Linked DNA regions of Homo sapiens: region 1 is linked to region 2. Evidence: read pairs that join two places in POLR2A ChIA-PET (ENCODE). Cell type or tissue: endothelial cell of umbilical vein. All regions are shown on one strand. Links, peaks and the distances in the headings refer to the core of each region. The heading gives the core; the rest is flanking DNA.

Region 1 (2,921 bases), core at 209-2,708, 260 kb after region 2:
AAATGTTAATGGTGTCCAGGTAGAAAAACCCTGTTGTAGAGGTTGGGGACTGCGTCTTGACAGCCACATTATACAGTGTATCAAACAATTCTGTATAATGGGCTGTAATTATCCTTGCCTAGATTTTGCAAGAACCCTAGTGTGTATCTTTTTCCTCACTTGCCAAGCAATGTTCAAACCTGCAGAGATTTATTTCATTCATTTTCTGTGTGTTTAGTAAACAGACTAGAAGCACTGGAGGAAAAAATATTCCAGCAATGAGGTAAGACGAAAGCTATTAGTAACCCTAGTTTAACTTAGCTGAATAGTAGGAAACAACCTCTACCGTGAGGAAGTGTATTGTAGAAACTGAAAAGACGCTAATGATGTTTAAAAAGCTGTAGTTCAAACAAATGTGCATGCAGACCAATGGGTAGACTGAAAATGATGAAGACATTTCCGTTTCTTGTGTCTTTGATAGAAAAGAAAGAGCTTTTATTTTCTTTAGTGTGGCAATCATTCAGATTTGTCCCATGACATGCCCAGAAGGTTGAAGAATAACAAACTCCCAAGTGTAAACACAGAATTTAGCGAAGAATCCAGGCCTCTGGATGAATCCCTGTAATTGCATGTTTGGATAAAATAAGATTTTCATACATTAAACAAGGTAGGATTTTTCTATCTGGGACGGAACTTTCAACACTTGGAGGGGTTGTAGTTATTTCTCCTCAAAGATGGCAAACATGAGTGCCCCGAGTTATCCCTCCTCTCTGTTCAAGTTCGCTAACTAATCACCCAGTATCCATGCTATCGCTGGCCCTTCTGTGGCCTATTTTTATACTGTTCACTGTTCAGTGTCACTTGTTTGGTAACACTCAACATCAACATGTGCTACCAAATTGACACCAGAGGACAAAAAAGAATCAAGATATGTACAGCCTGCTTTGTACTGAGCCAGCTGCCACTAGATGTTTTTTGTGATAATGAACACGTGAGGCCATGTGGACGCGAGAGATGGCTCCGGGTTCCCTCAGACGGCTCACAGCCAGCTGGTCTGCAGTGCGGTTTTAGATTCCGATGTGGGAACCCCATAAAAAAGAATATGCAGGCCAGGCGTGGTGGCTCATGCCTGTAATCCCAGCAATTTGGGAGCCTGAGGCGGGTGGATCACCTGAGGTCAGGAGTTCGAGACCAGCCTCGCCAACATGGTGAAATCCTGCCTCTACTAAAAATAAAAAAAAAAAAAATTAGTCAGGTGTGGTGGCGGATGCCTGTAATCCCAGCTACTTGGGAGGCTGAGGCAGGAGAATCGCTTGAACCTGGGAGGCAGAGGTTGCAGTGAGCAAAGATCGCACCATTGCACTTCAGACTGGGCAACAAGAATGAGACTCTGTCACAAAAAAAAAAAAAAAAAGTCTGCAGGCTGCATAAAGAGGTATGAAAATGTTCCAGAAATCCCAAATCCTATCCCTGAGGTTCATTTTGGTGAGGGAATGTGTGTGCATTTTCTAGGGCTTCCCTAAAAAAGTATCACAAGCTGGATGGCCTAAAGCTACAGAAATTTCTTGGGGACAAATTTCATGATTCTGGAAGCTAGAGGTCCAAAATCAAGGTGTCAGCAAGGCTATGCTTTTTCTGAAGCCTATAGGGAAGGCCTTCCTTGTCTCTCCTAGTTTCTGGTGGTTTGCTGGCAATGTTTGGCATTCTGTGGATTGCAGCTACATAACTCCACTCTGCCTCCATCATTAATGGCCTTCTGCCTGAGTGTTTTCATATGACCATCTTCATATAAGGACACCAGTCATATTTGATGAGGGTTCCACCCTACTCCAGTATGACCTCATCTTCACTAACTACATCTGCAATGACCCTATATCCAAATAAAGTCACATTCTGAGTGTCTGGGGATTAGAACTTCAACAGAGCTTGTTGAAGGGGGCACAATTCAATGCATAACAGGATGGAAACTAGAAACGGGTATGTTTTTATCAGTGTAGAAAGATTTAGCTTAATTTTTCAAAGTGTAATAAAAACCCCAGGAAAACTCATACTCCCTCCTAAGAAGAGCAAAAGATGGAGAAACCCGATGGTTACCTTCAAACAAAAGGAAAGGAGGAATAAGATGAAAAGGAATTAATCCAAAGCAAAGAGAGTGGCTTATATGGAATGTTGGTGCAACTTTCTCTGACACATCTGTGCACTCATCAGCTGGGGCATCATCTCCCTGGGGTACATTTGGTCACTGTGTGCCTCATGGTAATAAACTCCAGAAGCCTCATTGACTTGCTAGAGATGAGCTCATCCTTCTTGCTTGCTTAATGGCAAAATACAAAATAAGCAGTCACTGACATGGAACGATTTCAGGAATGCCAAAAGGTTCTCCTTTTCCAAAATATCTCTTCCATCTTCCCAATACTGTTACTGACATCACTAACACCTCTCCACTTCCGGTTGAGACACCTGGGCCAGAGCTCCTGATGTGGCAGGCAGTGCCCTAAACGTTTTGCATAAATTAACTGATGCCCAGAGCAACAACCCTAAGATATAGGTACTATCATACCGCATCTTACAGATAAGAAACTTAGGCACAAAGAGGTTTAGTAGTTTAGATGAGATAACCCTGATGAGCAGAGATTCGAACCCAGCCTCCATGCTATTAACCAGGACATCATATTGCCTTTCATACATGCTCTTCAAAGGCAACACAGTAATCGATTATCACACTCACTCACATCTGATTGTCACATTTTTCAGATCTGCTCTCCTAGCAGAGAATGAAGCCTAAGGTATCCTTGTTTCTCAAAGTGTCCTCCCCAGACCAGCTGCATCAAAATGAGGGGATGAGGTGCAAATGCCTGGACCCTGCCCTTGGAGCACTGATTCATAATCTCAAGTCCCAAGAATCTGCATTTTAACAAGCATCCCCAGAAATTTCTTAAGTA
Region 2 (2,921 bases), core at 104-2,603:
GGCTGAGGAACAAGGAAGCCAGTCCGAGTCCCAAAACCTCAAAAGTAAGGAAGTGGACAGTTCAGCCTTCAGTCTGTGGCTGAAGGCCCGAGAGACTGTGGCAAACCACTGGTGTCGGTTCAAGAGGCCAAGAGCTGGAAAACTTGGAGTCTGATGTTTGAGGGCAGGAAGCATCCAGCACAGGAGGAGGATGAAGGCTAGAAGACTCAGCAAGTCTGCTCCTTCCAAGTTCTTCTGCCTGCTTTATTCTAACCATGCTGGCAGCTGATTAGATGGTGCCCACTCAGATTAAAGGTGGGTCTGCCTCTCCCAATCCACTGACTCAAATGTTAGTCTCTGGTAACACCCTCACAGACACACCCAGGAACAATACTTTGCTTCCTTCAGTCTAATTAAGCTGACACTCAATATTAACCATCACAGTAAGCATATCAGAGACTATAGGGTCTGCTGTTTGGGACAGGGTGTTCTGAAAGGACCTCTGGTAAGGTGACTTTTGAGCATAGACCTGAAGAAAATGGAGGAATGAGCCCTGTACATTGTCAGGGAAGAACTGCTCTGGCAGAGGAAATACAGATGGAAAGGGCCTGCACTGGAAAAGTGATCGGCATGTTAGAGGCACAGTGAGGAGGCCAACACAACCGGTGAGGAGTGAATCAGGAGAATAATAGGGGATGAAGTCACAGTATTGGGACCCAGGTCATAGAGAGCCCTGGAAGGCATTTTAAGGACTTGGACTTTGAGGAAAATGAGAAACCATTGGCCAGTTTGGGGTACATGGATGATATTTAACCAGAAGATTCTTTTTCCTCTCTATCAAGTCATCACTTTCCACATTTTATGGAAAGAAGTTTTATCTTTTCTTGTTAAGCTATTGGTGAATTTTTAACTTTGGGGTTTTGTTTCGGATAGGTATTGGGAGAAGGAGAGGCTGTCAACCCATGCCACTATGCTATCTCTAATTCTGCCATCCAGACCGAGTAAGTTTTATTTCCACTGTATTCTGCCGTCCATGGCTTGCAGGAAGGGGTTCACCCCTACTCACCCTACAGGCCACTTCCATGAAGAGCTGTGCCCAGAGGCTCCCTGGGCCCAGCACAACAAGCACATTCACGTATCCCCAGCCTCAAATGAGCCTCATTTACAGTCCAGCAGTGTGTGCCTGCACGGTAGTTCTTTATGTTTCCTTTTCAATAAATATATGACTCATACCAGTATTGTCCTTTGTTTAGCTTTCATCTTTCTCAGAGTTTGAAGTGTTTGTAAGAAATAGTTGTAGATTTATTTTTAAAGCCTTGCTACCTTAAATCAAGAATTTTTTTTTTTTTTTTTTTTTGAGACGGAGTCTTGCTCTGTCGCCCAGGCTGGAGGGCAGTGGTGCCATCTCGGCTCACTGCAAGCACCGCCTCCTGGGTTCATGCCATTCTCCTGCCTCAGCCTCTGAGGTAGCTGGGACCACAGGTGCCTGCCACCACGCCCAGCTAATTTTTTTTTTTTTTATATTTTTAGTAGAGACGGGGTTTCACCATGTTAGCCAGGCTGGTCTCAATCTGCTGACCTTGTGATCCACCCACCTCAGCCTCCCAAAGGGCTGGGATTACAGGCGTGAGCCACCGCGCCTGGCCAAATCAGGAAATTTTAAAAGCATAACATGCCACTGTATTTCTTTTTCTTATGAAAAGCAATAATGCTAAATTTACAGGCATAATGTTGTATTGGCATTAAAGATGGCTATCAATCCATTAAAATAATCAATATGTTATTTCTTGACCTCCTGGCCTCATGATCCACCTGCCTCGGCCTCCCAAAGTGCTGGGATTACAGGCGTGAGCCACCGTGCCCAGCCAAAATAATCAATATGTTATTTCTGATGCTGAATGTATACACAAAAGTTTTCAACTATCTGAAAAAGAGGATCTTCTGATAAATATTCATCATATCCTAATTTTTAAAATTAGAGTACTTCAAATTTAGATGTTATGTTAAAAAAAAAAAACTCCAAATTCTCACACGTGAAACCTGATCTTGGTTCTGATGTTTACTTTTTTTGAAGTAAGTAGAAATAATTGAGTACAGAAGAAACAATTAGCTAGATTTGTTAAAATCTGGTTAAATATTGTTTTAATTATCACAGAAGATGTAAAGAACATGTAATTTTATGGATTATTTATAGAATAGTGGGCAAAACCAATTAGGTATTAAGAAGTGAACCTTGAATTTATGCATTTTTGTAACAGAACTTCTAGCTGTACTAAATACAAACTGAATTTTTGGAGTTAAAAAACTCTTTCATTACGCTTAAGATATATTATTTATCATATTAATAAGCTTCTCACATCATACATTGTGTATTGTTATTGTGGTTATTTTTGTCAACAATTTTTATCAAATGAGTTCTAATTTTTGGTGGAGAAATTTTGGCAACTACACAAAGAATGTACCAAATATCACTTCTGCAAACTACACATATGAACTTTTCAAAATCCATAAATTACTCTTCTCTGGTTTGGCTGAAGTTAGAGAAGCATTGTTAAATAATATTTACTGAACACTTTTTCTAAAAAAAATTGTGTGTTTTCATAATGTGTTTTGATTTAAAAGAAAGTTGTTATTATTAGTGAAAACATTTTTTGTAATGAGCCAATAAAGTCCTCAAAATTAAAATGAATCATACTATGGAAGACCTACATTTGATACACTTTTTTTTCTCTGAGCAGGCAAACGTACTTAAGACCTTTGTGTAAGATCAGAAAATCATAAGACAGCATTAAAAAGTACTATACAGGAGGAGATGGAACAAGATGGCCAAATAGAAGCCTCCAGCAATCATCTCCCCGAAAGGAATTGAACAACTATCAAAACAAAATTGAACAACTATCTAAACAAAAAAGTACCTTCATAAAAAACAAAAATCAGGTGAG

The links. ChIA-PET counts read pairs that join two places held together with the same protein. Peaks named below come from ENCODE experiments on the same cell type or tissue, not always from the same donor. Only the 100,000 strongest peaks of a DNase experiment are listed, where the experiment ranks them.
Region 1: POLR2A ChIA-PET joins it to region 2 with 5 read pairs; 3 of 35 experiments call an interaction of 5 or more read pairs at or near these places.

What each region holds. Positions count from the first base shown.
Region 1 is chr7:116,545,322-116,548,242 of GRCh38, forward strand. All of the region lies in intron 2 of CAV1 (caveolin 1), which reads left to right. Among named protein-coding and RNA genes, the nearest start is that of CAV1, 22 kb to the left of the region's middle. In endothelial cell of umbilical vein, for the core only: no CTCF peak of the experiment used is centred there; no DNase peak of the experiment used is centred there.
Region 2 is chr7:116,287,135-116,290,055 of GRCh38, forward strand. LOC105375463 (a long non-coding RNA gene) reads left to right here. Exons shown (of 7, transcript XR_001745336.2): 2 at 913-980; 3 at 2,718-2,916. Among named protein-coding and RNA genes, the nearest start is that of TES, 78 kb to the left of the region's middle. In endothelial cell of umbilical vein, for the core only: no CTCF peak of the experiment used is centred there; a DNase peak (open chromatin) is centred at 1,157; H3K27ac peaks cover 1,164 bases.